Regions from separate parts of the Homo sapiens genome. Here all the other regions are linked to region 2. Evidence: chromatin loops called from intact Hi-C (ENCODE). Cell type or tissue: heart left ventricle. All regions are shown on one strand. Each heading gives the region's core, and the rest is flanking DNA. Links, peaks and the distances in the headings are about the cores only.

Region 1 (6,257 bases), core at 769-5,768, 250 kb before region 2:
CACACACACACGCCACATGTACATCACACACACCACACACTACACACGCACACACACCACACACATACACACAACATGCATATACACAACATGCGCGCGCACGCACACACACATACACCACAGACTACTCACATATGCCACATGCACACACACCAAACACACATACACACACATACAACACACACATACACAAACACATCACACACTATATGCATACACCAGACGTGCACACAAACACACCCACATACAACACACACACACACACACACCACACACACATACTCCCCCCCCTTATCATTTATAAGCAGTTACTGAGTTGTTTCAACTATGAGCAAACCATGACCGGGGAAGACTGGAAGAAAATTCTCCACCGTGTCCCCTCACTGACTTCGACTTGAGCGGCCTCTCCAGACTCATGTTTCTCTTTCTGCTTCCTCAGACTTTCTAGATCAGAAACAACGATCACATCTGTAACCAACAACAACCTGAAAAGGGGACTTCCATAAAAATCCAGGGCTGGATCCCTTTCCAGATAACGAGGTTGAGAAGGTGAACTGAGCGCCCCAGGTCAGGGTGAACGCCTGGCAGGGAAGTGCACCTGACTCCTGACGGACAGGCAGCTGAAAGGCCAAGAGAGTGGGGAAGAACGGCTGCTAGCCCCTGCTCTCCAGGCTGGGCTGCTTTCCGGAAGATGGCACAGCAGGGAGGGCGAGCAAGCTGGCCCAGCATGAACACCTTACATTTCACACACATGTTGCACTGTTTCATCAGCTCTTGATCAGTTACTGCCTTGCTGTTTTGACTCTGGGCGAGTCACTAAACCTCTCTGTGCTTCCTTGTTCTCATTTCTAAGTTAGAAATGATAATTTCTTGGGACGATCCAATGAGATCACAGGCATAGAAGGGTGAGTTAACAGTGGAAAGCCGTAACATGCACCTGGAAACAGAAGTATCAGCAAGATGGGGAAATCGAGCCAAGACCCCATTCCTAGTCCCTGAGCCCTGCCTCACTGCACAGCTTCAATGACAAGCAGCTGCATTCGACTCACTTTTGGGGGCACTGCCTGTGAGTTATGCCATTTACTCCGCACAACAAATGCGTGAGGTGAGTCTCACTCTTCCATCTGCAGCAGGGGGAGCTGGTGGTCCTCAAAGAAACAGAAGTCGGCTCCCTCAAGGCCACATGGCCAGGAAGGACGGTGACCGGAGCTCAGACTCCAAGCTCCCAACCTTCCCTCTGTACCCACCAGTTCCCCTGTGCCCTTGTGTGCTGTTTCCAAGCTGGGCAGGAGTCCTGGGGAGGAGACATTGGGAAAGGCTGATTTAACATTTCTTTCTTCTTTTTTAGAGACAGGTCTCACTCTTTCACCCAGGCTGGAGTGCAGTAATGCGATCATAGCTCACTGCAGCCTCGAACTCCTGGGCTCCAGTGATCCTCCCACCTCAGCCACCTGACTAGCTGGAACTATAGTTGCATACCACCAGGCCCAGCTAATTTTATTTATTTATTTATTTATTTTTGGTAGAGATGAGGTCTTGCTATGTTGCTCAGGCTGGTCTCGAACTCCCAGCCTCAAGCAATCCTCCTGCCTCGGCCACCCAAAGTGCTGGGATTATGGGCCTTAGCCACCGTGCCCAGACTGCTTTAAGATTTCATATGCAAAGAGTAGACCCACGGGGTCACAGGCATGGCCACAACAGCCAGTATCCTGGAGAGAAGCACTACATTTTCCCCCATGATTCAAGACCAAAGCTTTGTCCAGAGGGGAAACAGCATTTTCATTTCCAGGATTCCAATACACAGAAATCACAGCCATTAATTTAGCCTCAATGCCATGCATCTGTGTTGCTGAGAGAGTTCATTTATAGTCATAAACCTTGTGGCTTTTTGGATAGCTTTGTTACATCAAAATCCTGCTAGTTAGGACAAATGGGAAAATAATGTGGGGAAAATTATTATGGAGTACTTTAAAAGAAATACTACATTATTTTCCAATCCACAGTGACACTCCAGCCAACTGCAGCCGCTGCCAAGAGGAGTCTTGCTTCAGTGATCAGACGTTGTCTCTATCCACTCATTCTACCACGTGCAAAAGTCTGTGCTGGCACCTCAGACCCATTAGGATGGCTCCTATCAAAAAACAGATGCTAACAATTGTTGCAAGGATGTGAAGAAATTGGAATCCTTGTGTACTGGTGATGGTAATGAAAAATGGTGCCACTGTTATAAAACCAGTATGGTGGTTCCTCAAAAAATTAAGCACAGAATTAATGCATGATCCAGCAACCCCTCTTCTGGGTATATATAGGAAAGAAACGAAAGTTGGGTCTCAAAAAGATCTTTGTACATCCACATGAATAGCAGCATTACTCAAAACAGCTACAGTGTGGAAGCAACCCAAGTGACCATCGATGGAGGAATAAACAGAATGTGGTGCACCCATCCTTATAGTCAGCCTTAAAAAGGAAGGAAATTCAACATGGATGAACCTTGAGGACGTTACTCTAGGTGACATAAGCCAGTCACAAAAAAATAAATACTGTGTGACTGCCCCTAGATGAGGTCCCTGGAGTAGTCAAACTCATGGAGACAGAAAGTGGAATGGTGGGTGCCTGGGGCTGGGGGAGGAGGCATAGGGAGTCAGTGTTTCATGGGGACAGAGTTTCAGTGTGGGAAAATGAAAAGTTCTGGAGATAGATGATAGTGACGGTTGTATGACAATATGAATGTACTAATACCCCTGAACCGTACACTCAAAGATGGTTACGATGGTCAATTTTATGTTATCTGCATTGCACCACGATAAAAAAAGCCTGTGCTGGACCCCTACTGTGAGGGCTGGAAAGAGTCATATCACACTGTTAATGTCCTTTACGCGTGATCAGTGTGCCGGGCGCCATTCTGAGCATGCTACATGCAGCACCTTGTGTGTTCCCCACAGTGCCCTGTAAGTTGTGTGCTCTGGTTGTGCCCATTCACAGATGGCCCTCTGCCTGGCTCTGTGTCCTAGGAGGCTGACCTCCACATAGTGCGTCACCCAGCTCCGCTGCTCTCTTGGCTGACTCTTTGAGCCAACACAAGGCACGAGCAGGAGGTGGGAAGGACGGAGGAGAGGCCAGGGTATTCATTCCTGCTGCTCATTCGGTTCCATTACCACTACTACACACACACACACACACACACACACACACTCTTATGCTCACACATGCACACACACACATACATGCACACACACACAACTCACCCACACAGGCACACAGACCACAGGTGCTGCCCCTGCAGCTGAGGCGTAGCAAGGGCTCCCACTGCCACTAGTTCTTGGAAGCTGCACGGCCCTTGTTGGTTTTCTTCACCTCGCACAACTCTGGAAGTTGTCCCTTTGTTAAACTGCGCTCCTCAGTTCCCCAGAACCCCATAGCCCATCTCTCTGCCCACATGCACAGGACAAATTCCTGTAGTGGGCACCCCCAGATTCCAGAGACTCCCAAGCCTGTCCTGGTGATGCCCCTGCCCCAGGCCCGTGGCAGGAACAGGAGGTCTGCAGGGTGCCCGGGACACAGGAAACACACCGGAGAGGCAAGGAGTGGCTGCTCCACGAATCAGCAAACCCCACCAGCAGCCGAAACACTGCGCTTGCAGTACCCTTAGTCACACGCGCACAGAGAGGACGTGGTGGGTCTCAAAGCAAGTCAGGGAGCCCTGTGCTGGCAAATGATGGGCAGATAACCACTGGTGGAAGAGACTGACAGCCCCTGCCCATCAGCCAGACTGAGTCACATGGCCCCATGTCCAAGAATTCATCCTTCCCTCCCTGCTTCCTCTCATGGTTCCTCACATTTACTGAGCACCTAACACGTGCGGGGCCCTGAGCGTGCCAGTGAACAGACGGAGGCTTGGGCAGGGGTATGTGGGGCCTGGCAGACCCCGTCCCAGGCTGGGACTCGGCTTTCCTGCCCTAGGCCCCTGGCCTGTCTCCAAGTGAGCCAAAGGTAGAACTGGGCTCAGAATGTCCCCAGCTCCCCTTCCCCCCGCCCATCTGTGAACCCCCTCCAGGGTGGGGCTGTCCGGCCTTCAGAAGGGAGGACGCAGGCACTCTACACCTTCATGGGCCGCAGGGGTAACTCTCCACCGGGCAGGGAAGACGCCAAGCCCAGGGAGAGCTGCGGAGAGCTGCGGAGAGCTGGGGCCCCGCGTGCAGCCTCACACCCGCCCGCCGCCTCCACGTGCGACTGTCATCGAGGAAAACCTCAGTGAGCAGCGCGGGCGCCAGCGCCAGGACGGGGGTGGATTCAAATGAGCGCTGGTGCCCACTGACTCCCCCGATGATCCCAGCCAAGAGAGACGGAGAAACGGAGAAGAGTCACACCTGTACGACAGAGCACCGCCCCACATCGGCCGAGGTTCGCCAAGCCTCTTCAGAGCACTGTCGCACTTCCCCCTCCCACGGTCCAGCAAGGCAGGAGCTGCTCTTAACCTTGGCTCCCAGCCTAGAAGATGGAGGCCGGGGCCGCCCACCGCTAGCGAGAGCGGCTCACGCTGCGCCTCAGCTGCCCCATCTCTGCAATGGGGACGGAGGCGCTCAGCCTTCCGGAGCTTCGGGGAGATCGCCCGGGATTCCTGGGCGGAAAAGGCCCAGCGCTGTTAAGGGCACGCAGTAGGCGCTCAGAAGGGGCGGCTCGGGTCCCTGTCCTGCGCGTTCGTGCTGTCCGTTTTCTCTATCTCTTTCTTTCTATCTTACTTTCTTTCCTTCCTTCCTTCCTTCTTTCTTTTTCTTTCTGTGTTTCTCTTTCTATCTTTCTTTCTTTTTTTTTTTTTTGACGGAATTTCACTCTTGTTGCCCAAGCTGGAGTGCAGTGGCGCGATCTCGGCCCACTGCAACCTCTGCCTCCTGGGTTCAAGCGATTCTCCTGCCTCAGCCTCCCGAGCGGCTGGGATTACAGGCGCGCACCACCACGCCGGGCTTTTCGTATTTTTAGTAGAAAAGAGGTTTCACCATGTTAGCCAGGCTGGTCTCGAACTCCCGACCTCAGGTGATCCGCCCTCCTCGACCTCCCAAAGTGCTGGGATTACAGGTGTGAGCCACCGCGCCTGGCCCGTGCTGTCCGTTTTCTACAGTTCTGAGCAGAAAATGCTTTCCTGTGCTGACTTGGTACTGCTACAGCGAACTGCCCAGCGCACATCTCCCACCCCATCCTGAACAGGAAGGCTACAGCAGCAAGCCGACGTGTTCATGTTCTCAAAATTGGACCCCCTAAACCACAAGGAACCATTCTGTGCCATAAGCTCACCTCCACCTGGGATACAACAGACTAGTTCAGTCACTCAGCCCAGCTCAGAAGCACCAGACAGGACTGTAAACGCCCACCTGTGCCCAGGCTCCAGTACCAGGAAACAGCTGCCACAAATCTGAAACGTTCCTGTTAGTCCCATCTGAGATGCTTCCGGACCACCTCATCCTTCCTTCTCTCCCTCCATCTACCTGCCCATCTACCTATTCCTCCTTCCTTCCCTCCCTCCCTCTATCCATCCACCCACCCATCCACCCATCCATCCTTCCCTCCCTCTACTGATCCATGCTTCATCCTTCTATCCCTTTCTCCCTCCTTCCTGCCCTCCACCCATACATCCCTCCATCCATCCATCTCTTCACCCCTCCATCCACTCATCCATCCATCCAAACATCCATCCACTCCTCCACCCATCCAGCCACCTATCCATCCAACTATCCCTTCATCCACCCATCCATCTCCCCTCCACCTCCCATCCATCCCTCAATCCACTCATCCATCACTCTACCCACCCATCCATCCTTCCATCCAACCATCCATCCATGCCTCCACCCATCCATCCAACTATCCCTTCATCCACTCATCGATCCCCCCATTCATCCCCCATCCCCCATCCATCCAGCCATCCATCCCTCAATCCACTTATCCATCACTCCACCCACCCATCCATCCCGCCATCCATTCATCTATTCCTCCTTTCATCTACTCATCCATCTTTCCATCCACCCATCCATCCCCCATCCCCCCATCTGCCCATCCATCACTCCTCCCACCCATCTATCTCTCCATCCGGTCAACCATTCCTCCATCCACCCATCTAGCTCTCCATCCATCCACTCATCAATCCCTCCATCCACCTATCCATCCCTCCATCCACCCATCCACCCCTCCATCCACCCATCCACCCCTCCATCCACCCATCTTATGTATGTATAGGACAAAACATCATGTATATAGGGTGTGGCACT
Region 2 (6,257 bases), core at 865-5,864:
AGACTGGGTGATAGAGGGAGACTCTGTCTCTAAAAAATAAAAATAAAAAAGTAAAAAATGAAAAATGCACAACAGATTTGAGCAGATATTCACTATGAAAATTACATGGGTGACATCCTGGCTAACACGGTGAAACCTTGTCTCTACTAAAAATAAAATAAAATAAAATAAAATAAAATAAAATAAATTAGCCAGGTGTGGCGGGCACCTGTAGTTCCAGCTACTTAGGAGGCTGAGGAAGGAGAATGGCGTGAACCCGGGAGGTGGAGATTGCAGTGAACCTAGATCGCGCCACTGCACTCCAGCCTGGGCGACAGAGCGAGGCTCCGTCTCAAAAAAAAGAAAATCACATGGGTGACATGAAAAGATACTCAACATCATTAGTCATCAAAGAAATGCAAATTAGGGCCGGGTGTGGTGGCTCACACCTGTAATCCCAGCACTTTGGGAGGCCAAGGCAGGCGGATCACCTGAGGTCAGGAGTTCGAGACCAGCCTGACCAACATGGTGAAACCCCGTCTCTACTAAAAATACAAAATTAGCTGGGCGTGGGGGCGCATGCCTGTAATCCAGCTACTTGGGAGGCTGAAGCAGGAGAATCACTTGAACTCAGGAGGCAGAGGTTGCTATGAGCCAAGACTGCGTCACTGCACTCCAGCCTGGGCAACAAGAATGAATGTCTGTCTCACAAAAAAAAAAAAAGAAAAGAAAAGAAAAGAAAATTAAACTCACTATGTGCTACTACTACATAGCAATTAAGATGGCTAAAATGGAAAAACGCAGGGCACAGTGGCTTATGCCTGAAATCCTAACACTTTGGGAGGTGGAAGCAGGAGGACTGCTTGAGCCCAGGAGTTCAAGACCAGCCTAGGCAACATGGGGAGACCCTGTCTCTACAAAAAATAAAAAAAATCGGTTGGGCGAGGTAGCTCACGCCTGTAATCCCAGCACTTTGTGAGGCTGAGGCAGGTGGATCACTTGAGGTCAGGAGTTCGAGACCAGCCTGGCTAACATGGTGAAACCCTGTCTCTACTAAAAAAATACACAATTAGCTGGGCGCGGTGGCATATGGTTATCCCAGCTTCTTGGGAGGCTGAGGCAGGGGAATTGCTTGAACCCGGGACATGGAGGTTGCAGTGAGCCGAGATCGTGCCATTGCACTCCAGCTGAGCAATAAGAGCAAAATTCTGTCTCAAAAAAAAAAAATTCTTTTTAAATTTAAAAAATTTAAATTAAAATAATTAGCCGGGCAGTCGAGGTATGGGCCTGTGGTCCCAGCTACTTGGGAGGCTGAAGTGGGAGGAATGCTTGAGCCAGGGAGGTTGGGCCTGCAGTGAGCCATGATCAGGCCACTGTACTCCAGCCTGGGTGACAGAGCAAGACCCTGTCTCAAAAAAAACAAAAGAAAACAAAAAAAAGGGTTAAAAAAGAACAGACACTTCATAAAAGATCTACGAATGGCCATTAAGTACATGAAACTCACAGTCATTAGTCATCAAATAAATGCAAAGTAATACCACCATGAGACACCATTTCCTACCTATCAGCACCATCTCAAATGAAGTGTGGCATCAAATGCTGCCAAGGTTGTGGAACAACTGGAACTCCCATACACGGCAGGCGTGAGTTTGATCTCAAGTGAGTCCTGACCTCAAGTGATCCTCCCACCTCGGCTTCCCAAAGTGCTGGGATTACAGGCGTGAGCCACTGAGCCCAGCCCGCAGGCGTGAGTTTGAAACTGTACAACTGCTTTGGAGATTGGTTGGGCAGTTTCTTATAAAGTTAAACAAATTCTATGACTTAAGCAACTCTAGCTACTCACCCACGTAAAATGATACGTTACCAAAAAATACTGAGCACAAATAAATATTCACTGTAAGGCAGGAGGCAGCCGGGACCAGACTCCAGATCAGATCGAAGACTGGCGGAAACTGAGGAGAGGCGCTTAAAGCCCCTCTCCATAAGACACGCCCACCACCTCCATGACAGTTTACCATTGCCGTGGCAACACCCGGAAGTTACTGCCCCTTGCCGCGGCAACACCGGAAGTTCCCGCCCACTTTCTAGCTAATTCTGAATGACCCGCCTCTTAATTAGCATGTCTTTTAAAGTGGACCTAAATACGCCTACGAAACTGCCCCTACGCTGCTACCCTCTGCACAGTTCCTGTGGGGGTAGTCTTGCCGTGCCAGAGCAGTCGTCATTGGAGCTGTAATAGTGCCGCGCCGCCTCAGCAAAGCTGTTTTCTTCTACCTCCGGCTGGCTCTTCAGGTCTTCCTGGGGAAGCCAAGAACCTGCCCTGCATCAGTAGGGCAGGTTCACAATAGCCTAACTGGAAGTACCCAAATCTCCGTCAACAGGAGAATGCGGCCGGGCGCCGTGGCTCACGCCTGTAATCCCAGCACTTTGGGAGCCCGAGGCGGGCGGATCACTAGGTCAGGAGTTCAAGACCAGAGTGGCCAACATGTTGAAACCCCGTCTCTGCTAAAGATACAAAAATTAGTCGGGCGTGGTGGCATACGCCTGTAGTCCCAGCTACTTGGGAGGCTGAGGCAGGAGAATTGCTTGAACCCGGCTGGCGGAGGTTGCAGTGAACCGAGATTGCACCACTGCACTCCAGCCTGGGCAACAGAGCAAGATGCTGTCTCAAACAACAACAACAACAACAAAAAAACAAAAACAGGAGAATGCATAAGTTGTGGTATATTCATAAAATGAATACTAGTTAGTCAGCAATAAGAAGGATTATGGAGTTTCAGTAGTTACTAATAAACTTGAAGGCATGAACAAATCCCATAGGCATAATAGCTGTTTTGTTTTTCAGAGGCGGTCTTGCTCTGTCGCCCAGGCTGGAGTATGCAGTGGTGAGATTATAGCTCACTGCAGCCTCAGACTTCTGGGCTCAAGCGATGGTCCCAGGAGCCTCGGCCTCCCAAAGCACTGGGATTACAGGTTCACACCACCATCGCCGGCCACTGTTGAAGGAAAAATGCCAGACGCAAAGAGAATGTGGACTCTAAGATTCCATTATTTTAAGTTCAGTAACAGGCGAAACTAGCCGATCACATTAGAAATAAGAGCAGTGGTGGCCTCTAGTGGGGAGGGAAATTCATTAAAAAGAGACAATTTCTGCAGCGAAGGAAAGGTTCTATATCTTGATTTGGAGATTGAGCCCATACATACATACTTAAGACCAGCGTATTTTACCTTCACTAAAATATAATTCTTTTGGATTTGAAAATTTAATAATCAACTAAACACATTTGGACATGGACACGTCCATTCTGTCCCAATTTATTGAGCTCATCCTGTGTGTGGCTATCATTGAATCCTCCCAACACCTCCTTAAGTGGGTACTATTACTATTCCCATTGTTTAGATGAGAAAACACAAATGCAAAATACCTGAGCTACACTTGCCCAAGGTTTGCAGGATGGGAAGGTGAATAAGAGACTTATTCACCTTCAGGGGTTTGTGCTCCTGATCCCAGCGCTACCTGTTCTGGGCCCTGGGCTGACTGCTGGGAGCCTTCATAGACCCCACAGGCCAGAGGAGGAGACAGTGTGTGGGGTGGTGATGACCACAGGGCATGTCTAGTCCCTGGGGGATGGATGGGGCAAGGTCCTAACTCCACCTGGGAGGATGGGAGTGGGTATGGGAGAAACTCTGTTATGAGAGTGAGCTCAGGGCCACTGGGGGCAGGGGTAGGGGTCACCCTACAACATGATCTCATAACTGATCAGCTTAGCTTCAAAATGCATTTTAAAACCTTTTTTCTCCCTTTCTCCAGTCTTAGCCTTGAAACAGTCACACTTTGTTTCTCTCCCTTCCCACTAGACACTCCCTGCACTGCACTGGGCTAGTTTATCTAATTATGGGCTTGCTTAGAAATTCCAGAGAATAGGCCAGGCGCCTCACCTGCTTGAACTTTTCACAACTCCCCCTGGCCTTCTACCACAGTGCCCAGACTTGACTGCAGCTTGGATCCACCTGGGGAGCATACTGAAAGTAAAGATTCTGGCTGGGCACGGTGGCTAACGCCTGTAATCCCAGAACTTTGGGAGGCTGGGGTGGGTGGATCTCTAGGTCAGGAGTTCAAGACCAGCCTGGCCAACATGGTGAAACCCTGTCTCAAACCGCAAAAATTAGCTGGGTGCGGTGGCAGTCACCTGTAATCCCAGCTACTTGGGAGGCTGAGGCAGGAGAATCTCTTGAATCTTGGTGGCAGAGGTTGCAGTGAGCCGAGATCGCGCCACTGCACTCCAGCCTGGGCGACAGAGTGAGACTCTGTCTCAAAAAAAAAAAAAAAAGGCCGGGCGCGGTGGCTCACACCTGTAATCCCAGCACTTTGGGAAGCTGAGGCGGGCAGATCACGAGGTCAGGAGATCGAGACCATCCTGGCTAACACGGTGAAACCCCGTCTCTACTAAAAATACAAAAAATTAGCTGGGCATGATGGTGGGCGCCTGTAGTCCCAGCTAGTCGGGAGGTTGAGGCAGGAGAATGGCGTGAACCTGGGAGGCGGAGCTTGCAGTGAGCTGAGATCGTGCCACTGCACTCCAGCCTGGGTGACAGAGAGAGACTCCATCTCAAAAAAAAAAAAAAAGAAAAAAGTAAAGATTCCCAGATCCCCGTGTGGAGAGTCTCAAAAATGGAAAGCAGAGGCTTCTGAGGGGAATGTGTCAGCCTTTTCTCCTTCCTCACTTTCATTCATCTTCTGGAAAGGGGCACACATGAACTGCATGGACTTTAGTCACCTTGGTTAATTTCTACCTGCCTCCTAAGGAGGAAGGGGAGGTTGGGGGGTGATGGGGGTTGGAGGGTCTACAGGCCCACAGGAGGATTGGACTAAAGGTGTCCCATGAAGAGCAGTATTTAAGATTAGATTCAGGCTGGGTGTGGTGGCCCACACCTGTAATCCCAGCATTTTGGGAGGCCAAGGAGGGCGGATCACGAGGTCAGGAGATCGAGACCATCCCGGCTAACATAGTGAAACCCCGTTTCTACTAAAAATTCAAAAAAAATTAGCTGGGCATGGTGGCGGGTGCCTGTAGTCCCAGCTACTCAGGAGGCTGAGGCAGCAGAATGGCTTGAATCTGGGAGGTGGAGCTTGCAGTGAGCCAAGATTGCGCCACTGCACTCCAGCCTGGGTGATAGAGCAAGACTCCGTCTCAAAAAAAAAAAAAAAAAAAAAAAAAAGATTAGATTCTGAGAGAGTCATTCCACCTGTGTCCCACACACCAGGTAAGGGGTTGCTCTGATGTCTTCCTGGAGTTAGGTGAGAGCTTTGCCTGCTTTGTCTCAGTTCAGGAGAGTCTGTCCATGGGATGTGGAAAAAAAAACCTTGAGCAGGAGCTGGACACTGATGTATCATTTAGCAACTGTTGCATAACAAGGCACCAAACTTTGTTGCTTTAAGAAAACAGTGACTTAGTATTGTTTAGGACTCTACCGGTCCGCTGAGCGGTTCTGCCCTGGGCCAGGTTTGGCTGACCCTGGCTGGGCTCCCCACTGCAGTCATCCAGAAGCTCAGCTGGACTGGCAGGTCTAGCACAGCCTCACACACCTCTGCCAGTTGGTTAGCTGATGTTTGGGGTGGTGCCGTGTCTCCCTCCCTCCAGCAGGCTAGCCTGGGCTTGATCCTAGGGCAGTGGATGACACTCTATTTCCCGTGAGAGTAGAGCATGCAGGGCCTCCCAAAGCCTAGGTTTGTAATGGGTACCATAAACCAAAATGTATCTGTGACAGGTCTCAACCAATTTAGAAAGTTTATTTTGCCAAGGTTAAGGACATGCCTGCGACACAGCCTCAGGAGGTCCTGACGACATGTGTCTAAGGTAGTCAGGGTACAGCTTGGTTTCATACAGTTTAGGGAGACACGAGACATCAATCAAAACATGTAACATGTACATTGGTTTGGCCCAGAAAGGTGGGACAACTTGAAACATTCTTTTGAGTTTCTGATTAGCCTTTCACTGAATGCACAATTTACAGGAATAGTCACGTGCCTTAGTCTGGCTTAGTGAACCAATAGGGCAGAGGAAGCAATCAGATATGCATTTGTCTCACATGAGCAGAGGGATGACTTTGAGTATTGCCTGTTCTTTGTCCTCAAGGAATTTCTTTGTGGGTAAATTGCAAGCGTGGTATGTAGCTTTTTAAAATCTTGACCGGGTGCAGTAGCTCATGCCTGTAATCCCAGCACTTTGGGAGGCTGAGGCAAGTGGATCACTTGGGGACAAGAGTTTGAGACCAGC
Region 3 (6,257 bases), core at 443-5,442, 580 kb before region 2:
CAACAGGGCAAAACCCACAGACAAAGCTCCTTCCAGTGTCCACCCAGGCCGGGCCTAAGGAGCCATGTGGCCCCAAGTGCAGGCCAGGCTACCTTGGCTTGTTCATCTCCCTTTGTGGCCAGCGGCCTCCTTTTAGAGGAACATTCTTCTTGGGAGGAATTGAGAGCCATAGAGGGTGGGGAGCAGGCCTGAGAAGGGCAGACTCCCTAGAGACAGCCCAGAGAGCAGGGTCAGGCAGTGGGGAAGCTCAAACTCTACCAACCAGCTGAGGACACTGAGGTGCAAGAGAGATCGGGTAGCATTTTCCATGATATCCGGACAGGAACAGATGGCAAAGATTTGCTGTTTACCCCATCCCAGGCTGCACCGCACCCGCCCAGCCACTTCCCAGTTCTCTGCTTTGTCCCCCTTCTCAGGTTCTGAAATCATCCTGCTTTACACCTGTCACTCCCACTGAAGCAGGGACCTTGCCTCCCCCACAGCCACACAGGTCTCGCATCCAGTAGGCCCTCAGTCAATATTTGTGGAATCAGTGAGATGGGATTCAAGCCCGAGATGTGTCTGCAGAGCATTGGAAGTGCAGCCCTGGGTCCGAGAGGCCACCCAGTAGAGCAGGCCTGGGGACCCGCAGGGGCAGTGGACGCCTACTGTGACTCTGGGGAAGGCTGGTGGAACTGTCACTCACTAAGCTTATTTCCTCATCCAATCTTGGGGATCCTGAGCTCCCTACTTGGCAAGCCTCATGGGTTCACAGCTACCTCCAAGGGTTTCCTTCGCAAACTCAAATCAGACTGCTCCTTACTTGCCAGCACCTATTACTAAAGAAGGGGGAGCAGAAAGAATTGGGGTGTCATAGTGACAGTGGTAAGGAGAAGGCAAAGAGTTTTCCACTTCTGGCGATGGTAGCGGTGGCAGCCACCTGGCCCAGGGCACCATCTCTTTTCTCCTGTCTGTACCCTGCTTCCTCTGCCCTGCCACTTCCCCCTTCCTCCCCACTCCGCTCACTGCAGTCTTCTCTCCATCTTTCCAAGGTAGATGCAGCTTGCTGCTCTCCTGATGCCCCAACTAAGGCTATGGCTTCTGGTGCCTGCTGACCTCTTGGACTTTATTTCCCTGGCCCCTCCCCCACCTCCTTTCTGTTTGTCCCAGCCCCACGCCCAACTCCCTCTCCCCCAGCTCGTCCTTTGCCATTCATAATCCCCCCATCTTCATTCCTCTTCTAGGTTTTCTCTGGCTAAATTTTCTTTTATACACTTGCTAATATCTGTCTCCTTTTCCCTAGACTTCCTGTGCAACACGGAATGATGAAAATCTAGACACAGGAATCTCACTCCCAGCCTAGCCAGGACCCAGGTTTTGTGAAGGGGTGTGGGGCGGGAGAAAAAGCAAACCCCACCAAACCAACACCCAGTCTAGAGCCTGATCTAAGTGCCACTCAAAACACGTTTCCTCCCTTTACTTTCCTATATCCTGATAATTCTTCCTGAAAAAGGTGGCCCCTGGGAACTGTCTAAAAGCATCATGGGATGGAAGGGCAAGGGTCCTGAGAGTTGGTCTTGCCATCCCTTTGTTTCCAGTTTTCTTGAAGAAGTCGAGCTCCAGAGAAGAGGTGGGGCCTGTGGGGCATTTTGATTACACTCCAAGTCTAATTCCCAGTCCAGCAATCCTGCCCCCAGAGGCTCCCTTCATCTGTCCACTTGGCCAAGGAAGGGGCGGGTTGGCCCACGACCCCTGCCTGGCTGCAGACAACATCAGAAGGGTGTCCATGTAGTGGGGGCCCCAGAACAATGTCTGCATGGAAAGGGTCCAAGGAGCTGGAGCCCTTTAGCCTCAAGAAGAGCATGAGGCACCCAGCACCCTTCTGAAACCTAAACCAAATTCTGGCCTGAGCCATTTTCACCGTCTGTGCCCTAGAAGGTTGTGAGGCCTCGAAGTGGGTCTTCCTGTTTCCCTGTCTTCTGAGGCCCAGGCCTTTCTCAGAGCCTCCATGGGTCCCACCCCTGTACCCATCACATGGTGTCTGGGCCCTGCCTGCCTGGCTCACACCCCTCACCCTGCTGCCCTATTTCCATCCCTGAAACAGTCCACTGGACACTGCCATTCCCTCTCTTAAAATACTTTCACAGGCCCTGACCGTCCCTTGGTCAATCTAGTGAATGTCACCCCCTCAAAGAAACCCTCCCTGAGCACCCCATCCGCAGTAGGGTCACCCCCATCTTCCACCTTCACTTTTCCTGGTGTCTCCTTCCTAGCCCCTATCTCTATGGGAGTTTTCTTCAGATAGACTAGACTCCCTCGCCCACCCGGGGGGGCCAGCGGGTCTGTCTTCTCTGTCCCTGCACACCAGAGATGATCAATGATCAGTTGCTGACATCAATGAAACAGGAAGGCCCCAGAGGTGCTGGGAGCCGTTCACTGCAGGTGAGAAGGAACCTTGAGGAAGTGGAGAGGACCCGAGTTAGTGTCCTCTCCCCACCCGAAGGGTCAGCTCCTGGCAGCTCTGCGACTCTGTGGCTTGGGGCGCCTCTCCCCTGTGCCCTTGACGGGTGGCCTGCAGGGGACGCGGCCGCACTCGGTCGGCTGTGGTCCTGCAGCAGCCGCGTCCGGGCGAGCGGCACTTAGGAAAGACAAACTCCAAAACCCAGGGCTCCAAAGGACCCATGGGAAGGTCGGGAGGCTCAGGAGAGTGACCCCGCGTCTGGGCCAGCGCTTTGAGGACCCTGTGGACCCAGCGGAGAGGGCCCGGGTGAGGGCTCTGGAGGCGCTGAGCAGGGCCGGGAGCCACGGGACCCGCAGAGGGCGCCCGTCCGCGTGGGGGCAGCAGCGTCTGGAGGGAGGTGGCCCCGGCCGCCCTCAGAAATCAGGCTCAGCCCGGGGGTCCCTGGCTCCGCCTCCCAGGCCGGGCTCTCTTTGCCCAGGCTGGGCGGGGCTGATGGCCGTTGGAAGCCCCGCCCCCCGCCGCTCACCACCTTGTGGCCCCGCTTCCGTCTCCATGGAGACCCGATGCAGCTGGACAGCCTGTCAGCGGCTGCTCTGGAGCCTGGGGCCTGCTCCGTGCGCCCTGTCTGCCCTCCGCGGGCCGTGCTGTCCAGGCTGGCCCGACAGCCTGACTCGAGACACCGGGATGCCTGTCCACGCCTCCACTCCCGGGCCACTTCCCCGTGGGGCGGGCAGTGGGGCAGGGCGGGGTGGGAATCTGCTGCAACCAGGGAAGGGAATTGCCCCCCGGGCACAGAGAGTTTGGAGCCTGGGGTACTGTCACCAACAGCCCAGGACCCCGCAGCTGGGCCCTCCCCTAGAGTCTTCCTGCAGCAGGGCTCTCCTCCCGAAGGGCTGTGAATGTTCCTCGGAGGTGGGGCTAAGCTAGAGCCCAGAGGTTTGCCCTGGGCACGGATCCCCCAGGTCACTCGCCTCCCATGGGCTGCAGTGAAGGAGGCTTTGAAGGGAGGATGGCCGCCTCCTCCCCTGCAAGGATATGAGCCCCAGGGAAGGCATTCCTGCTCTGGGGATTGCCTCCCTCCCAGACATCACAGCCAGCCCTTGCAGAAGCTTGGCCAAGCTGACCACTCTGTCAGTGATCTCTGCAAGGGAAGCTGAAAGAACATCCAGCCCCAATTGTGTTCCCTTTCTGCCTCAGGCTAGGCCATATCTAGGCCTATCAGGGAAGTTGGTCTCTTCATGAGCCCCCCTGCACAGACGTCTAAATGTCCAGAGTCCCAACAGAATAACAAAGGGTTAAAAACCATCTCCATATTGAAGCAGGCCGAGCTGAAGGCTGACTTCTAGGGTGCCCTAGAATGGTGGAAGCTGCACACACCTGACACCACCTAGCAGAGTTGGCTTCCAGAGGAACCTTTCGGTGGGTACCCACTGACCACAGGATGCAGGCCTTCAAGATGTGCCTTCAAGACCTCTGTTCCTGATGTGCCGTCAGGACCTGCGCCATGGGCACCTGCTGGCCTCCCCATTGCTGGAATCCATTTGTGCAGCCCCTGTGGTGATGTGCACACTGGGACTGGTGTTCCCAACTTGCCTGATCATAAAACCACTGGGGACCCGTTCCGTGGAACCAATACTCTCCACACCTCAGGGGCCTTTCTTGTCCGTGCATCTGTACCTCTGTTACCTCTGTCTGGGATGCTTTTCCACTCAAATTTTGTCCCAAGAAAACCCCTTCTGCAACAAGAAAAGCAAATCAAAAGCCAACGGCATTTATTATATCTTTCCCAGGGGCCATAGGCTTGCAGGCCTACCTGGCCAGGCAGATGATCCAAATCTGCCTGAGAGGCATGAGGTGAGGAGCTGGTGCTGGAGGGTATGGTGGCCCTGCCAGGGAGCATCTGTGGTTCCAGCGGCTGCAGCAAGCAGAATGGAGGCCTGGGGCTGCAAGACGTTTTGAAGAGACACAGGAATCAGCATTTTTGTACATGATCTTGGGTGTGTGTGTGTGTGTGTGTGTGTGTGTGTGTGTGTGTTAAACACTGGAGTCATAAAACTTCAGATTAAAAGAAAAACTGCAGAACATAAAACAAAACCCACCTGCAGCTCAGGGCTGGCCTGCAGGCCGCCTGTGACTGGTGCAATTTCCCACCTGTGCTGCCCGTGACCATGGTAAGTCTCCACTGCACACCCCACGGACACAGTCTCAGTCTGTGGCTGCAGCCCCGAGTGTCACAGAGGTCCCTCCCCATTGCCAGGGCTGTCTGACCCTGAGTCTGTGAGCTCCTGTGGGACAGGCGTCAGCTTCTTGACCTGGTTTTCCTTCATAACTGCTCTCTGAGGGTAGTGGCTGGCCAGAGATCCTTTGCCGAATGGATCCTGGAATCCAGCCCTGGTCCCTAGGCCTCTCCCCACTAGAGCTACTTGTCATTGGCAGGCTGGCCACCAGGCCATGCTCTTCTTCCCTTGACTTTCTGTCCCAGGCCTGGAAGGAAGCATCCAGAAGACTCCTCCTAGCACCACAGGACCCAGAGAGCAAGACAACAGAGCAGCAGGGTCACACCCTGGCTTGCAGGGCCAGCTTCTGGCAACTGCCACAGGCCTGCCACACTCAGCCGTAGGTTCCCAAACGCAGCCCAGAACAGCTGCAACTCCTTCTTGGGCCTCCTCTGACTGGTCTATGTGCTAACTAGCAACCTGCCTCTGTCCACAACCCAGGACCCCATGTAGACACAGCAGCTCAGAGGTCTCACTGTTCCTGGGAGCCCCTGCCTCCTCCAGACCTCAGCCCTGCCTGCCTCCAGAGGGGACAGTAGAATTACAACTTCCTCCAGGAAACATATTCACAAACATACTAGAAGGGCCAGGTGGAAGAGCAGTTCTGCTGGCTTTGGGCCTTGAGGTGTTGCGGGATTTTTAAGGAATCAGAGAGACCAATGGGGCTCAGGAGGATATTTATTAATTACTTAGGTGCACCGGCCCAGTCGGATTAACATCCAAAGGACTGAGCCCCAAACGAAGAGTTAACTTTTAAGCATTTTGTGGGTTGGGGGAGATTTGTGCAGGGGAAATACTACAGAAGTGAGAAACAAAGACAGTTATTCAATTGAAACATGCATTACATGATTTCTTACTTTTCTAGGAAAACGTGTTTTGCAACTTGAGTTTATCTGTCTAGTGACCTTGCAGCTGCACAGCTAGGGAAACAGGGTCTTCACAATGCCTGGGAAAGGAGGAGAGATAAGGCTCAACAGCCACAGAAAAACAGGCAGTTAATTTTAAAGGACTCCAGCTCTTTCTCTTTCTCAGAGGGAATTAGGTTTTCTTACATACAACTGAGTTTCTGCTTACACATTCTTTAATTTCTTTTAATTCCTGTTCCAGATGAAGAAAGAAGGGATTTCTTTTCCCACACAGAAACACCCCAAGCAGGAACAGAAACAGATCTTTTGTGCCCACCAATATGTGTCTGTCTTGCCCAGCCTGTCATTGTCCAGGGCTGTGGGTAGTGGAGGAGCCACTGGTTCTTGACTAGTTCTGCAGAAGCCCTGGGTCAAAGGCCTCCGCTGACAGCATCCAGAAGTGTGTGCTTCTCCATCCTGGCCACACTCTCAAATCACTGGGTAAGCCTTCAACACACCAGTGGTTCTCTCAGTCCAAGGAAATCCATGGTGCTGAAGATGGGGCCTAGGCATGAAGTTTTCTTAAAGCTCCAGCTCTCTAGTGAGTTTCCTGCCTTGGCACTCCCGGAGGCATTGCCTGGGCAACTCAGGGGCCTGCAGCCCTACCCAAGGCAGAGCTCCAGGGACTTGCGGGGT
Region 4 (6,257 bases), core at 365-5,364, 590 kb before region 2:
TCAAAAAACAAACAAACAAACAAACAAAAAACTTCCTTATCCTTTGTTCTGAAACTCAACTTTCTTGTTCTCCCTTGCCCCTAGTTACCGTAAACAGCCTACCACTTCCCGTGGGCTCTAATCAATAACACATCTGTTCCCTTGGTTACCTGCACCCATTGTTCCCCTGAAACTGAACATCTCACACGATTCACCTCTGTACCTCACGTCTCCCTCCCCTGCTGTATTTAGGAAAATATGTACAAGTAGCCAATCGGGTCAGCTTAGATTGTGCAGTCTGACCTCAGCCCATGGGGGAGTGGTACAGAGATAGGGATAGGGACTGCTTTAAGGATAAAACCCCCTGGTCTCCTTTGTTCTGTGTGCACTTGCGATCTTGATTGACAGGAGTGACACCCTTCTGCAGAAGTAAATTGCCTTGCTGAGAGAATTAAACTTTTGCTTGAGTGCTGTTTTTACTCGTGGCACTGAGCATTTATTCCTGGAGTATTTTATATCCAACATGTGGAATTGGTGAGATGGGATTCAAGCCCGAGGTGTGTCTGCAGAGCATTGGAAGTGCAGCTCTGGGTCCCTGAGGCTGCCCAGCAGAGCAGGCTTGGGGACCCACAGGGGGAGTGGACGCCTACTGTGACTCTCAGCAAGGCTGGTGGGACTGTCACTCACTAAGCTTATTTGCCCATCCAATCTTGGGGATCCTGAGCTCTCTACGGGACAAGGCTGGTGGGTTCACAGCTGCCCCTGAGGGTTTCCTCGGCAACCTCAAAGAAGACTCTGCTCCTTACTTGCCAGCACGTGTTACTAAAGAACGGGGGGCAGAGAGAATGGGGTAGTTATGGTGACAGGGGTAAGGAGAAGGCAAAGAGTTTTCCAGTTTTCAGTGATGGTAGCGGTGGCGGACACATGGCCCAGAGCACCATCTCTTCCTCCTGTCTGTCCCTTGCTTCCTCTGCCCTGCCACCTCTCCCTTCCTCCCCACCCAGCTCGCTGCAGTCCTCTCCTCCACCTTTCCAAGGTACATGCAGCTTGCTGCTCTCCTGATACCCCGACTAAGGCTGTGGCTTCTGGTCCCTGCTGACTTCTTGGACTTTATTTCCCTGGCCCCCTCCCCCACCTCCTTTCTGTTTGTCCCAGCCCCACCCCCAACTCCCTCTCCCCCAGTTCTTCCTTTGCCATTCATAATCCCCCCATCCTGATTCCTCTTCTAGGTTTTCTCAAAGTTATCTTTTTATACACTTGCTAGTATCTGTTCTGTTTTCCCCCAGACCTCCTCCTGTGCAACACGGAATGATGAACATCTAGACACAGGAATCTCACTCCCAGCCTAGCCAGGACCCAGGTTTTGTGAAGGGGTGTTGGGCAGTAGAAAAAGCAAACCCCCGGCCGGGCGCGGTGGCTCACGCCTGTAATCCCAGGACTTTGGGAGGCTGAGGCGGGTGGATCACGAGGTCAGGAGATCGAGACCATCTTGGCTAACACGGTGAAACCCCGTTTCTACTAAAAATACAAAAAATTAGCCGGCGTGTTGGTGGGCGCCTGTAGTCCCAGCTACTCGGGAGGCTGAGGCAGGAGAATGGCCTGAACCCGGGAGGCGGAGCTTGCAGTGAGCTGAGATCGCGCCACTGCACTCCAACCTGGTGGACACAGCGAGACTCCGTCTCAAAAAAAAAAAGAAAAAGAAAAAGCAAACCCCACCAAACCAACACCCAGTCTAGAGCCTGATCTAAGTGCCACTCAAAACATGTTTCCTCCTTTTACTTTCCTATATCCCAAGAATTCTTCCTGAAAAAGGTGGCCCCTGAGAGCCATCTAGAAGCATCACGGGGTGGAGGGGCAAGGGTCCTGAGAGCGGGTCTTGATGTCCCTTATCCCCAGTTTTCTTGAAGAAGCAGAGCTCCAGAGAAGAGGTAGGGCCCGTGGGGCGTTTGAGTTACACTCCAAGCCTAATTCTCAGTCCAGCAGTCCTGCCCCCAGAGGCTCCCTTCATCTGTCCACTTGGCCAAGGAAGGGGCAGGTCGCCCCACACCCCCCATCTGGCTGCAGAAGACAACCACCAGAAGGGTGTCCATGTAGCCGGGGCCCCAGAACCATGTCTGCATAGAAAGGGCCCAAGGAGCTAGAGCCCTTTAGCCTCAAGAAAAGTGTGAGGGACCCAGCATCCTTCTGAAACCTAAACTGAACTCTGGCCTGAGCCATTTTCACCGTCTGTGCCCTAGAAGGTTGTGAAGGCCTGGAAGTGGGTCTTCCTGCTTTCTCATCTTCTGAGGCTCAAGCCTTTCTCGGACTCCGTGGGTCCCACCCCGCTGGGCACTGCTGTTCCCTCCCTTAGAAGACTTTCACAGGCCCTGACCATCCCTTTTGCCAATCAAGTGAATGTCACCTCCTCAGGGAAGCCCTCCCTGAGCACCCCATCTGCAGTAGGGTCACCTCCATCTCCCACCCTCACTTTTCCTGGTGTTTCCTTCCTAGCCCCTATCTCTATGGAATGTTTTCTGCACTGATAGACTAGTCTCTCTCACCCACCCGGGGGCCAGCGTGTCTGTCTTCTCTGTCCCTGCACATGGGAGATGGTCAATGTTCACTTGTTGGCATCAATGTTCACTTGTTGGCATCAATGAAACAGGAAGGCCCCTGAGGTGCTGGGATTGGGAGCCCTTCACCCCAGTTGAGGAAGGAGGCTTGAGGAAGGGGAAAGGACCCGAGTTAGTGCCCTCTCCCTACCCCGAGGGTCAGCCCCGGGCAGGGCTGGTCACTACACCTTGGGACATTGTGGGCAGCAAACCACCCAGGTGCCAAGGCAAGAGACCAAGGGCACAAGCTGTTCCAGTATAATAAAATATATAGAATAAGAATAGTTATACTAGAAATAGATTATAGATATGATTATATATGAATATCATTAATCATTAGTTTGTAACATTACTCTTTATCCCAATATTATAATCTTTGTTCTACAATTACAACCTAGGAAAACCCAGGCCACACAGAGCTAGGAGCTGAAGGGACACAGTGAGAAGTGACCAGAAGACAAATGTGAGCCCTCTGTTACGCCCGGCCAGGACCACTAGAGGGCTCCCTGGCCTAGCGGTAACGCCAACGCTTGTGGAAGCGCTGACTTCCACAATTCTGCAGGAGGACTTCCACTCCTTGTGGAAGGCCTGACATCAGTCAGTCCCGCCCGCAGCCATCCGGAGGCCTAACCATCTCCCTGTGATGCTGTGCTTCAGCGGTCACGCTCCTGGTCCGCTTTCATGTTCCACTCTGTACACCTGGCTCCGCCTTTTAGATAGCAGTAGCAGAATTAGTGAAAGTACTAAAAGTCTTTGAAATGCATAGAAGAAATAATGGCATAAGCTGTCCCCCCTCTCTCTCTCCGCCTCCGCTGCCAAACAGGGAAGGGCCCCCTGTCCAGTGGACACGTGGCTTACATGACCTTATCAATCATTGGAGATGACTCACACTCCTTACCCTGCCCCTTTTGCCTTGTATCCAATAAGTAACAGTGCAGCCAGGCATTCGGGGCCACTACCGGTCTCCGCATCTAGGTGGTAGTGGTCCCCCGGGCCCAGCTGTTTTTTTCTGTCTCTTTTTCCTGTGTCTTTATTTCTACAATCTCTCGTCTCCGCAAACGAGGAGAAAAACCCACAGACCCAGTAGGGCTGGACCCTACACGACGCCTCTCCCCCTGTGCCCTTGATGGGTGGCCCGCAGGGGACGCGGCCGCACTCGGTCCGCTGTGGTCCTGGAGCAGCCGCGTCCTGGCTGGCGGCATTTAGGAAGGACAAACTCCAGAACCCAGGGCTCCAAAGGACCAATGCATGGGAAGGTCGGGAGGCTCAGGGGAGTGACCCCGCGTCTGGGCCAGCGCTTTGAGGCCCCTGTGGACCCAGTGGAGAGGGCCCGGGTGAGGCCTCTGGAGGCGCTGAACGGGGCCAGGAGCCGTGGGACGCACAGAGGGCGCCGGTCCCTGTGGGCACAGCAGCCCCTGGAGGGAGGTGGTCTCGGCCGCCCTCAGAAATCAGGCTCAGCCCGGGGGTCCCTGGCTCCGCCTCCCAGGCCGGGCTCTCTTTGCCCAGGCTGGGCGGGGCTGATGGCCGTTGGAAGCCCCGCCCCCCGCCGCTCACCGCCTCCTGGCCCCGCCCCCGTCTCCATGGAGACCCTACGCCGCCGGACACCTGTTAGCTGCTGCTCTGGAGCCTGGGGGCTTGACCAGGCTGTCCCCCGACTCGAGACACCGGGTTGCCTGTCCACGCCTCCACTCCCGGGCCACTTCCCCGCGGAGCAGGCAGTAGGGCAGTGAGGGATGGGAATCTTGTAACCAGAGAAGGGAACTGCCCCCAGGCCGAGAGAGTTTGGAGCCTGGGGTACTGTCACCAACAGACCAGGACTCCCGCAGCTGGGCCCTCCCCTAGAGTGTTCCTGCAGCAGGGCTCTCCTCCCAAGGGGCTGTGAATGTTTCCCCAGGGTGGGGCTGAAGCCAGAACCCAGAGGTTTGCCCCTGGGGCACGGATTCCCCAGGTCATTCGCCTCCCACGGGCTGCAGTGAAGGAGGCTCTGAGGGGAGGATGGCCAGCTTTTCCCCTGCAAGGATATGAGCCCCAGGGAAGGCATTTCTGCTCTGGGGACTGCCTCCCTCCCCTACATCAGAGCCAGCCCTCAAAAGCTTGGCCAACCTGACCACTCTGTCTGTGATCTCTGCCAGAGAGGCTGAAAGAACATCCAGCCCCACCTGTGGCCCCTTCCCACCTCAGGCTATATGACAGTATGACACCCCACCTATTTTTTTTCATTTCCACTGGAAACACTAGTAAAACAATTTTTCACCCTCTACCCCAGGGAGCGACCCCCACTAAACCAGCTGACTTGTGACCCCTGGGTCAATTTTGGCCAGAAGATGCTGCTGACACCATACAGAGAGCCTGGGCACCTGGGCCCCCTACAAGCCTGGTCATGGTGCCCATGGGATTTCAGGCCCCATGCATTTCCGAATCAGTATTTCCCCCACAAAAAAATACGCATGTAATTATCCCATGGCCACGTACCTAATCCTGGGGTACAGGAAAAGTGCAGAGGAAGAAGGGCTCCATCACTGGAGCACAGTCCCTTCCTCCTGGGGGTCCCACCTGTTCTTCCCCATCTGACAAAGTCCACCTTCCCCATGGAACCAAAGAGGGCTCAAAGGGAGCCAGCTGTTCACACTTTTTAATTTTCAGCTGCCTGACGAGGGCCAGAAGTCAGGGCAGAAGACCACCATTCCTGCCCCAGAACTCTTCCTGGGCCTGGGAGTGCCAGTGCCCCACCATGGACATATGGAGCTTCCATGTCATTCTCTATTCCATGGTGGCTGGACCCTGCCCTTCTACTCAGGGAGCCCTACAGACCTCAATAATAAAACTATCACAAGAAAATACCATGTCCCACCATTTTTTCCCTTCAACTTGAAAGACTGATTAAAAAGTTATTAACACTAGACCCCAGGGAGCAGCCCCCCACTGGAACAACTGATGAGGGACCCATGGGAGAACAGTGGTCGGGAGATGCCAGTGATACCATATGAAGTGCCACTCCTGGACCACCCAAGCCACAAACAACTCAGCTCATGATGGTCATGGGATTCCGGGCTGAGAACATCTCCGTGTCAATAGTAGAAAGAAAATTCAACTATCCCATGGCCCCATACCTCATTTTAGAGCATCCAAAACAAAAGAGGAAGCACTCTACCCTCAGAGAACTGTCCCTTCCTCCTGGGGTTCCCACCTGTCTTTCCCTATCCACCGAAGTTTCCACCTTCCTGCTCCCACTGAAATGGACTCACAGCAAGCCAGCTTGTCACACTTTTAAAATTCAGCTGCCCAAGGACAGCCAGAAGTCAGGGCAGAAGACCACCATTCCTGCCAGTGCACCTGCTGGCCTGCAGAGGAAGCCAGACAGTTTTAGTGACGCCCCCAGCATGACCCTGTGGCCTCCCCCTCCACTCAGAGCACCAGAAGCAGTGACAGAGACCCAGAAACGTCCCTGGCCCAGCGAGAACCATCGCAGAAAGCCAGCTTCCTCCAAGCTGGGCAGCCAGAGGCTGTGACGTCAGCCTCACCAAGAAACCAGGGCTGCCGCAGGGCTGCCAGAAGATGACTTTCATTTCTGCTAAGATTCGGTCACTTGAGCCCAGCGCAGAACATTCCAACCAATAAAATCACCCCAAAGAAGTAGTTGGACGGCAGTAGTGAAGACAAAAACCAAGTAGGTGGGGTAGTGAAACC
Region 5 (6,257 bases), core at 573-5,572, 460 kb before region 2:
GGTGACGAGAAAGCTATTCCTGTGTCACCTTAATTCAGAATTGTTCAGAGGGGGCTGCACAGGCCAATGTGTCCACTGCCTGGTGGAGCCTGACCACAAAATGAAACGGTGGCTCATCAAAGTGCACAACCAGACCCCTGCTCCCAGTCTAGGACAGGTCCCTCACCACCACAGATCACTGGGCATGCTCAGAGCAACACTCACAAAGCTGACCAGGCAGAGCCGACTGCTGTCCTTGTGAGCCTCATCTCCTGGACAAGGCCAGGGGGAGGGGACACCCACTGTCACCTTTCTGCTCCCTTTGCTCCAGGAACAGATCAGCTGTGACAGTTGAGAGCTTGGCAATTTAAAGTGACAACTGCCTGGCAGAAACATGGGAGGGGAAGTTCCCCAGGACTATTAGGGGTGGGGAGAAGCTTGACTCACCTCTGCCAACCCACCCTGCCTGCTTAGAGCCCAAGGGCAGGTGGTTTTGTAGCGGGAGGTTGCGGTGGGGGCGGGGGTCCCACACTCTAAGACCCTGGCCCAGGAGTGTCTCATCCTCAGGCTGGCAGGTGGGACAGGTTTCCAACAACAGCCCCCATTACACCTCATCCCCCTGCTGCCACCTGCCCCCTATGGGTCAGGGTCCAGAGGTCGCCAAGGCTGTTCTGGTCCCCAAGACTGCTCCCTAAGCCAACTCTCCTGGAGGTCTACCGGGAGAGCTCCCTCCACCCCAAGACTGAGAACCAGTCTCTTCCCCACGTGGTAATGGCAGGAGGGGCTGCCCAAGGTCACACGGGGTTGGGAGGCAGGGACAGGGCCAGGTTGGACCCAGCCCTCCAGCCCTGCCAAAGCTTCTCCCTCCCTCCCAAGGCGCGTCCGTGTGGCTCCCAGCGAATTCCTGAGATGCCTCAACCTCCCGCTCGCAGGCTCGGGACCCTGGACGCGGTGGCGGGATTTCTCCGCCCGGAGGCAGCAGCGGTGGTGGAGGCGGGGTGGGGGTGGGGAAGAGAAGCAGGGTAGTGCGGAGTCGGGGGGTGGGGAATGCTTTGCATGGCGACCCTCGGGGTCTGGATTCACGTACCCCCGCTTCGGGGAGGCAACCAACTGCACTGATGAAGAGATGGAGCACCCCGCCCCTCCCCGACCCCCAATATCGCGCCTTTAGCGTTCGCAAGGCTTCGGGATAAGCCGTCTGCATAGCCGCGGAGGTTGGGGCTTCTGCGTCCTCACCGCTCCAGTCCCAGAGAGCGACACCGCAGAGCCCAGCTCAGAAAGACTGGCGCTGGCGCGCCCCGGCCCCCATTCCCGTGAGCTTGGCGGCCGCTGATCCCCAACCCCACAACCCTGCGGCCGGTGCGGGCTTAGCAACTGCGGCCTCGCAACCTCCTTCCGAGACCCGCTCCGCGAAGCCCGCCGCGATCCCCGCGCGCCCCAGGTTCCCGAGAGCCAACTGCGTGTCGGTGCAACCGCGGCCCCGGGGGCGGAGCTGCCGCCCAGGCCGCCCCGCGGAGGGCATTCCCGGCTGCAGCCCCAGCGACCCCCGCCCGGGGCCCCGCACCGCACCGGTCGCCGGGCGCGTCCCCCGCCGGCCCGCCTCCTACCTCGCGGGTCCGCCCGCAGCCGCCGAGAGCGCGCCGTCCCCGCGGCCGGCGCGGCCCCAGAGCGTCCGGTGGCCGGGCGCGGGGGGGCGGGGGCGGGCGCTCGGGAGCCGGAGCCGGAGCCCGAGCCCGATACCAGCGCCACCGGCGGGGCGGCCTCCCCGCGCGCCGCCCTCCTGCCCGCCCCACCGCCCGTGCGCCGTGACCTTGGCGGGTGGCCTCGCCGCGCCTGGCCTCAGTTTCCCCCCTCGGAAGGTGTGTGTGCGTGCGCGGCTGTGCTAGGGGGCGGGGAGGACGGTGCCGCCCCGGCCGCCGACGTCACCCGAGCCTGGACGAGTGGAGGGCGCTCAGGTCGGTGCAGCCGCTGCAGCGGATGGGTCAGGAGAGCGGGGTACGCGGGGTCCAGGCGCGGAACCGGGGGCACTGCGACCCCCGGCATTTCCCTCAGACTACCCCAGACCCCCAATAAACAGCGAACAAACGCACCTCAGGCCAAGTCCCCCGGCTCCTCCGAGGGAAAGCTGCAGCCCCGGCCGAAACGCCCCACCCCCGCCGCCGTCCCCAGTTCGCAGATGGGAACACTGAGGCCCACAGCAGGGAAGCCACTGGCCCAGAGGCGCACAGCTGCACCACGCTCCTCCGCGTCCCCTCCAGGACACACCCTCCTGACTGTTTGGGGACGGGGTGGGGACCTGGGCCTGCCGGTGCCGCCCCCATCCCTCAGCCGACCTCGATTTAGATGCTGGGACGGGCCCTGGTGGCCTGGCGACTGTTACAGAGAATGGGGTGGGCACAATCGGAAGGGAGCCCAAAGACGGGGAAGAAGTGGCGCAGATAGCAGAGGCTGGGCCTGGAAGGGATATGGGCGGGAGCGCGCCCGCGGGGGTGCACCTAAGGAGAAAGCGAGGACGCGCGAGTGCCCTCCCTGGTGGGTCGCAGAGCAGACCTGCCCCGGAAGCCCTGAACGCCGGGCCGGGAGCGGCGGCCTCTCTCCCGCAGCCGGAACCCCGCCGGTCTGGAGCGAGGGCGTCAGGTGGCGGGCTGCGATTGGGACGAGGCGCCCCCTGGTGCCCGGAGGCGGCGAGACCGGAGACCGGAGGGACGGGGCCGCCAGGGCCCAGCCAGAGAAGCTGAGCGAGTGATGTCATGAGTCAGGAGACCCGGCTCTGTGGGTCCTGCCACGAGGGGCTGTGTGACCTTGGGCAAGACGTTTCCCCCTCTGGACTTCTGGGAGGAAAGGACAGAAGGAGGGACCCTGATTTTTACCTCTGACATCTCATGACCCTGGACATCTGGGTCAGGTGAGAATGGGCAAATGGATCCAGAAAGGCACAGACGGATCAGAAGTGAGATGTAGACACTGTTCAGCACTGGAGGAGGATTATTCATTTACTTGAGGCAGAAACTAGTATCCCAATTTTACAGACAAGGACACCGAGGCAGAGAGGTAAAGTCATCTGCCCACATTCACACAGCAGCTAAGGGGTGAGCTGGGATTTGAACACCCACCTGCGAAGCTGTAGCGTCTAAGCAGTGTGCCTGACTGCCCCACTCCCCACTCTTGCAGAATTTATTGAGCATCTAAGTTGTCCCTAGAATACCCAAGGCACTGGTGACAGAGACGAATAAGGAACGGCCCAGCTCCTGGTGGGTCTTCCTGCCTCGTGGCAAGAGTTAAGCCCATGGCTTCTTATCAGTGCTCACAGCCAACTGTACAGTGGATCCCCTGGGAATGGGCTTGTGGGCTGAAATGTGAGTCCCATCCCCACTGCATATTCTACCCTTCCATATTATTGGAGGTTTAAAAAATATTTTTAAGGGCTAGGTGTGGTGGCTCATGCCTGTAATCCCAGTGCTTTGGGAGGCTGAGGTGGAAGGATCACTTGAAGCCAAGAGTTTTGAGGCCAGCCTGGGCAACACAGCGAGACTCCATCTCAAAAATAAATTAACCAGGCATGGTAGTGCTCCAGCTACTCGGGAGGCTGAGGCAAGAGGATTGCTTAAGCCCAGGAGTTCAAGGTTATTGCGAGCTATCATTGCACCACTGCACTCCAGCCTGGGCAACAGAGCAAGACTTTGTCTCTTAAAAACACTTTTTTTTTTTAAAGAGCAGTTAAGGGAAGATAAGATGCTTGTAGTTTTAATATTTAAAAATGCAGTCCCTGAGAAGCCATATACTTTTGTTGTCAGTGCCAGGAGTAGGTCACCTGGCTGGTTGGAAGGCAGGTGAGGAAGTGAGAATGACAAAGGTTTTAGAATCTGTTGGACCTGGGCAAGTCCCACGACTTTTCTGAGACTCATTTGAACTCATCCTTAAAATGGAACTGAAGCTAAAAATTCCCACCCTGCCTCGCTTCCAAGGCTGCTGTGAGAATTAACTATGATAATGTGTGGAAAGCCTGCACAAAATGCACTGTGTAAATATTTTCATTCCCAGGAGCCGTGAAGGAAGATGTCGAACACTTAACTGCATAAAAATTAAAACTATGTAAATGGAATCAAAATACCATAAACAAAGTAAAAAAGACAAATGGTAAACTGAAAAAAAATGTCTGCTGCAGCACATATGACAGAATTTAATTGAGGAAAATGCAATGAAAGTTAATTTCTCTAATACATAAACAGGTCTTTCAAATCGATAGGAAAAAGATGACTAACCCATTAGAAAAAAGAGCAAAGGATATGAACAAGCAGCTCATGGAAAGATCTTCAATCTCACTTGTAATTAAATGTATATTAAAGAAATACAAATCAAAACACAACATGGTTGCCATTTTTTAATCTACCAAGTTGGCAAAAACGAATAAGTTTGCTAATACTTTTGCTGCTAAAGGTGGGAAGAAATGAGCACTCTCAAAAATGCTGTAGGGTGAGGTGCCAGATGGTGCAACCAATCGGGAAGGGTATGGCGAAGCTACTACAGCATGCTAATATAAAAATACAAGGACAGACAACACAGCACTGTGTGTACCAGTAAACAGCGAAAGAAAAGAGCCATCTTCAGGGTCCAGCAGTAGGAGAGGGAGTAACTTCATTAAGATACCCATTACTGGGACTTTGTCCTAGGATGGACAGATCTCCAGGTCATATTTCTACTGAAAAATTCAAGGAACAGAAGACTGTATATCATGATCCTTTTGTGTACAAGTTAAAAGGCTCTATGTAGATGTGTGTGGGAATTTCCTAATTTTCCCAAAGGACACAAATATGCCGAAACAAAAAAACTCTTATTGATGGATACCTTTTGGGAGGACTGAGGGGTGCATGGAATGGATATGTGAGGCGCTTTTACTTTTCATTTTATACTTTTTTGTAATAATTGATTTTTAAAAGGTCAACAGGGGTTATCTGGGCACAAGCTGATGGGCCAATTGAAGTCTCTTCTTGACATGTCTTTATATTTAAACAATCAGGTTTGCAGTGCTTAATGATGGGGATACATTCTGAGAAATGTGTCCTTAGGTGATTTCATCATTGTGAAACCTCATAGAGTGTTCTTACACAACCTAGATGGCACAGCCTACTACACACCTAGGCTATATGGTATGGCCTAGTCCTCCTAGGCTACAAACCTGTTCAGCATATGACTGTACTGAACACTGCAGGCACTTAATCACAATTATTCCCTTGGTTTCCTCCATATACAGTTATTCCAAATCAATAAGAAAAAAACATGAACAACTCAAAATAAAAATGTCCAATTAATTTGACCAGGTAGTAGATATTTGTGTATCTAAACATAACATAGAAAAGGTACGGTAAAAATATGGTATTATCATCTTATGGGACCACCATCATATATGTGGTGTGTCATTGACCGAAATGTCATAATGCACATTACTATAAATGTTTTTAAAGTGAATAAAAATTATTGAAGTATTCTTGTTCCTTAAAGTCCACCAGTGAGGGATTTGTTAAACAGATTATAATTAAGACACATCCATATGATGGAAGCCTATGCAGCCATCAAAAAGAATGTGGCAGCTCTACGGCCAGGCACAGTGGCTCATACCTGTAATTCCAGCACTTTGGGAGGCCAAGGCAGGTGGATCACTTGAGGCTAGGAGTTCAAGATCAGCCTAGGCAACATGGCAAAACACCGTCTCTACTAAAAACACAAAAATTAGCTGGGTGTGGTGGCATGTGCCTGTAATCCTAGCTACTTAGGAGGCTGAAGTGGGAGGATCACCTGAACCAGGGGAGACTGAGGCTGCACTAAGCTGTGATCACTCCACTGCACTCCAGCCTGGGTGACAGAGTGAGACCCTGTCTCAAAAAAAACAAACAACAAAACAAGACAAAAACAACAACAAAAAAGTGGCATCTCTACATGGACTGATATGATAAGGAACAATCCCCAAGATATTTTGGTAGGTGCAATAAAGGATGTAGGGTATGTTACTTTTTATGTAAGAAAGAGGGAGTAAGCCAGGTGTGGCAACTCTTACCTGTAATCCCAGCTGCTCAGGACGATGAAGTGGGAGGATCACTTGAGGCCAAGAGTTCAAGAGCAGCCTGGGTTAATGTAGCAAGGGTCCCTCTTAAAAAAATTTTTTTTAAATAAAAATAAAAATCTGGAATTAAAAAAAAAGAGGGGGTATAGAATATCTGCTGGTACCTGCATATGTTGTCTCTGACAAAGATGCTCAAGAAACTGGTACATGGTTTTGCCAT

What was found. Peaks named below come from ENCODE experiments on the same cell type or tissue, not always from the same donor. Only the 100,000 strongest peaks of a DNase experiment are listed, where the experiment ranks them.
Region 1: it touches region 2 in a loop (3-fold over the local background); 5 of 110 quality-filtered maps call a loop at or near these places.
Region 3: it touches region 2 in a loop (4-fold over the local background); 7 of 110 quality-filtered maps call a loop at or near these places.
Region 4: a loop joins it to region 2, with 5 times the contacts of the local background. A loop is called at or near these places in 8 of 110 quality-filtered maps.
Region 5: it touches region 2 in a loop (3-fold over the local background); 5 of 110 quality-filtered maps call a loop at or near these places.

The regions. Positions count from the first base shown.
Region 1 is chr3:13,200,003-13,206,259 of GRCh38, forward strand. It overlaps a transcript of IQSEC1 not described here. Among named protein-coding and RNA genes, the nearest start is that of IQSEC1, 130 kb to the left of the region's middle. In heart left ventricle, for the core only: no CTCF peak of the experiment used is centred there; DNase peaks (open chromatin) are centred at 3,529, 3,889 and 4,419; H3K27me3 peaks cover 2,292 bases.
Region 2 is chr3:13,449,865-13,456,121 of GRCh38, forward strand. No RefSeq gene overlaps it. Among named protein-coding and RNA genes, the nearest start is that of HDAC11-AS1, 27 kb to the right of the region's middle. RefSeq lists an enhancer at 1,747-2,328. In heart left ventricle, for the core only: CTCF peaks have their summits at 3,091 (motif pointing left) and 3,292; DNase peaks (open chromatin) are centred at 1,717 and 2,027; H3K4me3 peaks cover 1,658 bases; H3K27ac peaks cover 567 bases.
Region 3 is chr3:12,873,332-12,879,588 of GRCh38, forward strand. It overlaps LINC02022 (long intergenic non-protein coding RNA 2022), which reads right to left. Exons shown (of 3, transcript NR_136189.1): 2 at 5,574-5,662; 3 at 4,191-4,383. LOC105376956 (a long non-coding RNA gene) reads left to right here and starts at 4,968. Exons shown (of 5, transcript XR_940601.4): 1 at 4,968-5,056; 2 at 5,824-6,062. RefSeq lists a silencer at 2,700-2,939 and enhancers at 2,833-3,346, 3,347-3,859. In heart left ventricle, for the core only: a CTCF peak has its summit at 2,789 (motif pointing right); DNase peaks (open chromatin) are centred at 2,790 and 2,960; H3K4me3 peaks cover 679 bases; H3K27me3 peaks cover 382 bases.
Region 4 is chr3:12,865,059-12,871,315 of GRCh38, forward strand. All of the region lies in intron 1 of LOC124909346 (a long non-coding RNA gene), which reads left to right. Among named protein-coding and RNA genes, the nearest start is that of LINC02022, 17 kb to the right of the region's middle. RefSeq lists an enhancer at 3,239-3,298 and a silencer at 3,849-4,128. In heart left ventricle, for the core only: a CTCF peak has its summit at 3,067 (motif pointing right); DNase peaks (open chromatin) are centred at 3,113, 3,951 and 4,133; H3K4me3 peaks cover 428 bases; H3K27me3 peaks cover 928 bases.
Region 5 is chr3:12,992,495-12,998,751 of GRCh38, forward strand. All of the region lies in intron 1 of IQSEC1 (IQ motif and Sec7 domain ArfGEF 1), which reads right to left. Among named protein-coding and RNA genes, the nearest start is that of IQSEC1, 78 kb to the right of the region's middle. RefSeq lists enhancers at 1,129-1,687, 2,126-2,195, 2,247-2,805 and silencers at 1,606-1,765, 1,786-1,835, 2,486-2,755. In heart left ventricle, for the core only: a CTCF peak has its summit at 2,649 (motif pointing left); DNase peaks (open chromatin) are centred at 842, 1,408, 1,917 and 2,587; H3K4me3 peaks cover 2,340 bases; H3K27ac peaks cover 2,463 bases.